Linked DNA regions of Homo sapiens: region 2 is linked to region 1. The links are chromatin loops, found by intact Hi-C in ENCODE. Cell type or tissue: CD4-positive, alpha-beta T cell. All regions are shown on one strand. Each heading gives the region's core, and the rest is flanking DNA. Links, peaks and the distances in the headings are about the cores only.

Region 1 (2,916 bases), core at 133-2,632:
AAGTAACAAAAATAACTTACTGTGATTTCTAAGTGGGCTATATCTCTCATGATACCACTTCCTAAACAGATCAACACCATGAAAAAACCGAATTCCCGAATAGAACTAATTCTTCCAATCACTATATCACCACGCTCAATATCTCGGAAAAACAGCTCTCTCCGATCCATACTAGGTATCTCCATGAATTGCTCTAAAGGTGGCATGATTGCATAATGATCTAAAAAAAAAAAATTAACAAAATCACTAACGATAGTTTTGAGTTCCGTTTCACCTGAAGTACTGTTAAACCGAACCGCAATCTTAAAGATTTTAAGGCTAAACTGACCTTCACTGTCTTCATTAATTTCAGAAGTTGCAGGTGCATCTGATTTCCAGGAAAGTGCAAAAAGCAGATCCGCTTTTTTGGAGATGAATTTCTGTATCTCGATGTTGTCAACTCTCTTCTCTTTTCTTAAAAAGAAAAAAATATATATGAAAATTGGGTTATCTGCAAAGCCTCTTTACTTCTAACCTTCTGCTTATGGCTTTCATCGCCCATTCCGCTCCATCCTAAGCTGCAGACAATACAACCTCAGACAAAAAGTTTTAACTAGGCATTCCCTCATTAACCAACCTGGAGGTGGAGAGCGGGGAAACTTAAAAAGTGACGCCTCCAACTCAGATAGGAAAGCTCAAGGGATTTTTAGCTAAGGAATCTGCGCCTCTACCAAGCAGTGCCAGAGAAAAAGTTCAGCCCGCATCCCGCATTGCACAACCCAGGAGCGCCCCCCGTCCACCCAGCCCAAGACACCAGCGCGCGATCGTCCTGTGCTCACGGCCGCGGCTCCACTTCCTCTAGACGCAAACCCGGGGCTGCGGTAGTGGCTGCCAGAGCTGCGTCCCCTCTTCCGTGGCGCAGTGGCACCAACGTCTCATTACCTGCCCTGCAACGGGTGCTGGGGCGGCGGGCCCCGGGCTGGCTCGGCGGCCGACCCCAGGAGGCTACGGAAGTGTGGATTGTCCTGCTGTTCGCTCCGAAGTAGAGAGAGCAAAGACGACCCGTGGCAATTTAGCGACTGCCGCAAAAGGTCCCGGTCCATGGCTAGAGAATGCAGGGCCCGGAGGCCGACGGGCTGATAGTTCCCTGTTCCGTGTCCGCTACTTGAGCCGGGTGGTACAGGAAGCGGAAGAAACTGTCTGGAGGCTGCCGGAAGTACACAGACAGCACAACCAGTTACACCCGGAAGTGTTCTGGGGTCGCCCCCACGGCGGCGCGGCGGAGCTCAGCCTCGATCTCGCGAAACCGAGCGAGACTACGGAAGGCCGAAGGATTGGGCTCAGCATTGCTTGGGCTAAAGGCTGACTAGGGCTTCCAGGAAGTGATGTATGTGAGAAGTTTGCTTTTTAAAGTGTACGTGGGATCGTTATTACGTCGAAATAGCTCGAGCTGTAACCTAGGGTAAATAATAATTCCTTTTCGTATTCATCAAGGTGCTTCTAAGTGCCAGTGCCAGGGTAAGAACCCTATACGAGTCTCCAAGCTTCTTCCCTCGACGTACTCTCTGCGTAAATCAATACCTGTGTCTCTGGCGTAACCCCATTCAACCGGCTGCTCCGGGAAGGTTTCCAGGTGGTTTTAAGGGCAGAAGAAAGGAAGGACACGGACATTTGTTAAGCACCTGGAGTGGTGTTCTCCATCCATACCCCATTTACTGTTAGTGATTGTGAATTCTAAAACCAGGATGGCTTTAATGTCTCCACACGTGCATATGCCATTCAAGTTTTACAATAACTAATGAACACATGCATTTCTTATTTAGTTTATCTCAATGGTTGCTCAAAATTTAGTGTCTGTGGGACTTACTGTATAGTGGTATGTACGCAAAAGTCAATATACTGTTCTTATGGACAATTCAAGTGATTTTCAAAGGGAATTTCAACTTAGGTCCCCCATCCCCTTACTTACTGACTTGAGAACCTAACCACTATGGTAGCTATTGTACTTTTTCATTTTAGAAAACGAGGAAACATGCTCAGAGAGTCCCAGTAAATTGCTCAATGGCACACAGCTAGTAAGAGGCTAGAGTTAGGATTCCAAACGAAGTATTAATTGGTCTTCTCAGGCAGAGTTGCTGGATTGAGTATTTTATCATATGGAAGGTCTAACTAACCCTAATTTTGAGATCATGTAGCTTCGTTTTATTCCAGTATAAAATTTGTACCATTTAAATATGTTCAGTGTAAATAGTTCAGTATAGTCCTCTTGAACAGAAATAAACGGTGACAGTTAGTCTCTCCACTTCCCACCATGTGTCTTTGAGGAAATCAACTTGCCTTTCACTGTGTTACCACTTTTGTATAGGAGATCTAGCCCAGAACATAATCGATACTGCCACACTGTTTTGTGGAAAACCCAGGCAAATAGGTAAACAGTTTGAGACTTGAGAAAATGCAACAAACAAGAATGCAACTGTAAAAGATAAATTTGGGTTAGGCACGGTGGCTCACACCTGTAATCCCAGTACTTTGGGAGGCCGAGGGTGGATCACTTGAGGTCAGGAGTTCAGAGACCAGCTTGGCCACCATGGCCTAACCCCGTCTCTACTAAAAATACAAAAATTAGCCGAGCGTGGTGGCTCATGCCTGTAGTCCCAGCTACTCGGGAGGCTGAGGCACGAGAATCTCTTGAACTCCGGAGGCGGGGGTTGTAATGAACTGAGATCGCGCCACGGCAGTCCAGCTTGGGCGCCGGAGGGAGACTCCGTCTCAATAAATAAATAAATAAATAAATTTCAAGCTTCTATAGGCATATCAACTTTAATAAATGGTACAGACTGACTTGTTTTAAGCCATAACTCTAGAGAATGGTTGTTTTTAGGAAAGAGTGCTGTCACTGAAAAGGAAAGCTGACCACTAAAAATTATTATAGACATC
Region 2 (2,916 bases), core at 303-2,802, 1.2 Mb after region 1:
CATGAGTTTAGTTACCTGGAAGTCCAATCATGTTCAAGAGTTTTCATAAAGCCTAATTTTCAGCCTGTCCTCCCCCACCCTTCCTGGAAATGGGTGGGTGGGAAGGAAAGTTCCAGTCCTCTAATCCCCTGATCACTTAACCTTTCAGGTGACTGGTCACCCTCTGAGGTTATCTAGGCACCCCACCCTAAACCACTCATTAGCATAAATTCAGTTGTCATTAAAAAGGGCTCATTATGAAAACAAGATACTCCAATCACTCAGGGAATTCCTATGGTTTTAGAAGCTCTGTGACAAGAATGGGACAAAGATCAAATATATTTCTTTTTATACCATACCAATGCTTTCTAATTTTCCTTTTACCTGGCTGGCATTTTTTTTTCTTGTTTGAGATGGAGTCTCCTTCTGTGGCCCAGGCTGGAGTGCAGTGGTGCGATGTAAGCTCACTGCAACCTGCACCTCCTGAGTTCAAGTGATTCTCCTGCCAAGGCCTCCCAAGTAGCTGGGATTACAGGAGTGCACCACCACACCCAGTTAATTTTTCTATTTTTGGTAGAGACAGGGATTCACCATGTTGGCCAGCCTGGTCTCAAACTCCTGACCTCAGGTGATCCACCTGCCTCGGCCTCCCAAAGTGCTGGGATTATAGGTGTGAGCCACCACGCCTGGCCCCTGGCTGGCATTTCCATGGATAGTCCCTCTTCCTCTCCCCAGTGCTGTCATTGTTTTTCATTACACACTCTCCCTGGATCATCTCATCAACTCCTGTGATCTCAATCACCAACATAAGCCAATAATTCCTAAATTTCCTAGAATTCTCCCTAGTCCAAGTCTCATATTTCCAACTGCCTTTTTGGTAACTATACTTGAATATATATAGTTGTATTAAACACACACAATTTCCTGCCTATACTACTGTCAGAGGTGTTTGAAGCAGAGCAACTCCATCTTGAACAGGGGCTGGTTAAAATGAGGATGAGACCTACTGGGCTGCATTCCCAGGAGATGAGGCATTTTAAGTCACAGAATGAGATAGGAGGTTGGCACAATATACAGGTCACAAAGACCTTGCTGATAAAAGAAGTGGCCAAATCCCACCAAAACCAAGATGGCGATGAAAGTGACCTCTGGTCGTCCTCACTGCTCATTGTAATATATATATTATATGTATATAATACATACAGTTTAGATGCCATGGCAACATCCAGAATGGATGCATATATGGGCTAAAAAGGGGAGGTACCAGCTGGGCACGGGGGCTCACACCTGTAATCCCAGCACTTTGGGAGGCCGAGGTGGGTGGATGGCCTGAGGTCAGGAGTTCGAGACCAGGCTGGCCAACATGGTGAAATCCCATCTCTACAAATAATACAAAAATTAGCTGGGTGTGGTGGTGCACTCCTGTAATCCCAGCTACTATAGGGAGGCTGAGGCAGGAGAATCGCTTGAAGCCGGGAGGCAGAGGTTGCAGTGAGCCAAGATCACGCCACTGCGCTCCAGCCTGGGTGACAAGAGTGAAATTCTGTCTCCCAAAAAAAGAAAAAGTGGGGGACAGGTACCAACCCTCAGTTCTGGGAATTGCCTACCCGTTACCTGGAAAACTCATGAATAATCCACCCTTTGTTTGGCATACAATCAAGAAATAACCATAAAAATACCAAAGCAGCAGTTCTCGGGACTGATCTGCCTATGCAGCAGCCATTCTTTATTCCTTTATTTTCTTAATAAACTTGCTTTCACTTTATGGACCCATCCGGAATTCCTTCTTGCGCAAGGTCCAAGAACCCTCTCTTGGGGTTAGGAGTGGGGCCCCTTTCTGGTAACATTATCACAACTGCCTCCTACCCCTGTTCTCATTCAATTCATTCTCCCCATTATATCTAAGGTTATAATTGTAACATCCAATCCTCTCAGGACTATTTTCCAAAATAAAAGAATGCAGAACGCCTTACCATGATATATTAATACAAGGTCTTTTACAATCTGACTTTTGCTTACAAAGTCTCTTCTTTTGCTATTGTTTCGTAACACCTTAAATTCAACTACTTGAGTTCTCCAAACACACTGTGGTCTCCCTACCCCTTTCTATTTATGGCTTTCTGCAAGAAATGAGCTTTTGGACCTTTTTCACATCCAAAGCTATACCTATTTCTCATTCTCAGTAGGACAGTTGAGTCATCACCTTCCCAGGAGGCTCTTCCTTCCTACTCCACCCTAATCTGAAGTAGGATCTTTTTAAATGGAGCTGTCTCATGCCAGACTCTGTGTAAGGCCCTGAGAATATGGTCAAATGGGAGAAGCAGAAAATAAAAACATAAAATAAGAGCTTTGTGAAAAGTGTTGAAAGACATTAAGAGGATGCTTTAACAGAAAATAACTGAGAAGGAATAATTTAGATAGGGTGGTCAGAGAAGGTGTCCAAGGTAGTAACATTTAGGATGAAATATGAAGAATGAGAAGGCACTAGACGTAGCTACAACAAGGAAAGGTGAGTTGTAGGCAAAGGGAATTGCAAGGGCAAAAGCCCTACGATGGGAAAATAGCTTAGAAGGCCTATGAAGTTATTTAGTAAATAAATGCCTCTGTTGGTACACAGCACAGATAGCTGAATAACCAGTTATGGAGCTAGTCATTTGTCTTTGCATATAAGCTGTGGCAGAGATCACCCTATCACTCTGGACTGTTACACCAATGTACGCCTCCTACTCTCCCTCTAGGAATGATGGAGTTGAAAATTTTGGAAGACGTACCTGATCACTGCCTTTTTCTCCCCGCCATAATCCAGATAATTGTCAAACTTAAGAAAGACACTAAAGAAAATCACCTCTAAATTAGCCAGGTACAGTGGCTCACGCCTGTAATCCCAGCACTTTGGGAGGCCGAGGTGAGTGGTTCACTTGAGGTCAGGAGTTTGAG

Evidence for each region. Peaks named below come from ENCODE experiments on the same cell type or tissue, not always from the same donor. Only the 100,000 strongest peaks of a DNase experiment are listed, where the experiment ranks them.
Region 2: a loop joins it to region 1, with 5 times the contacts of the local background. A loop is called at or near these places in 5 of 110 quality-filtered maps.

The regions. Positions count from the first base shown.
Region 1 is chr3:180,600,428-180,603,343 of GRCh38, reverse strand. It overlaps TTC14 (tetratricopeptide repeat domain 14), which reads right to left and starts at 1,181. Exons shown (of 12, transcript NM_133462.4): 1 at 922-1,181; 2 at 329-453; 3 at 21-220. The coding sequence starts at 1,082. It overlaps TTC14-DT (TTC14 divergent transcript), which reads left to right and starts at 1,231. Exons shown (of 3, transcript NR_183700.1): 1 at 1,231-1,441. RefSeq lists an enhancer at 1,101-1,390. In CD4-positive, alpha-beta T cell, for the core only: no CTCF peak of the experiment used is centred there; DNase peaks (open chromatin) are centred at 883 and 1,233; H3K4me3 peaks cover 1,798 bases; H3K27ac peaks cover 1,519 bases.
Region 2 is chr3:179,353,425-179,356,340 of GRCh38, reverse strand. All of the region lies in intron 3 of MFN1 (mitofusin 1), which reads right to left. Among named protein-coding and RNA genes, the nearest start is that of MFN1, 7.2 kb to the right of the region's middle. In CD4-positive, alpha-beta T cell, for the core only: no CTCF peak of the experiment used is centred there; no DNase peak of the experiment used is centred there.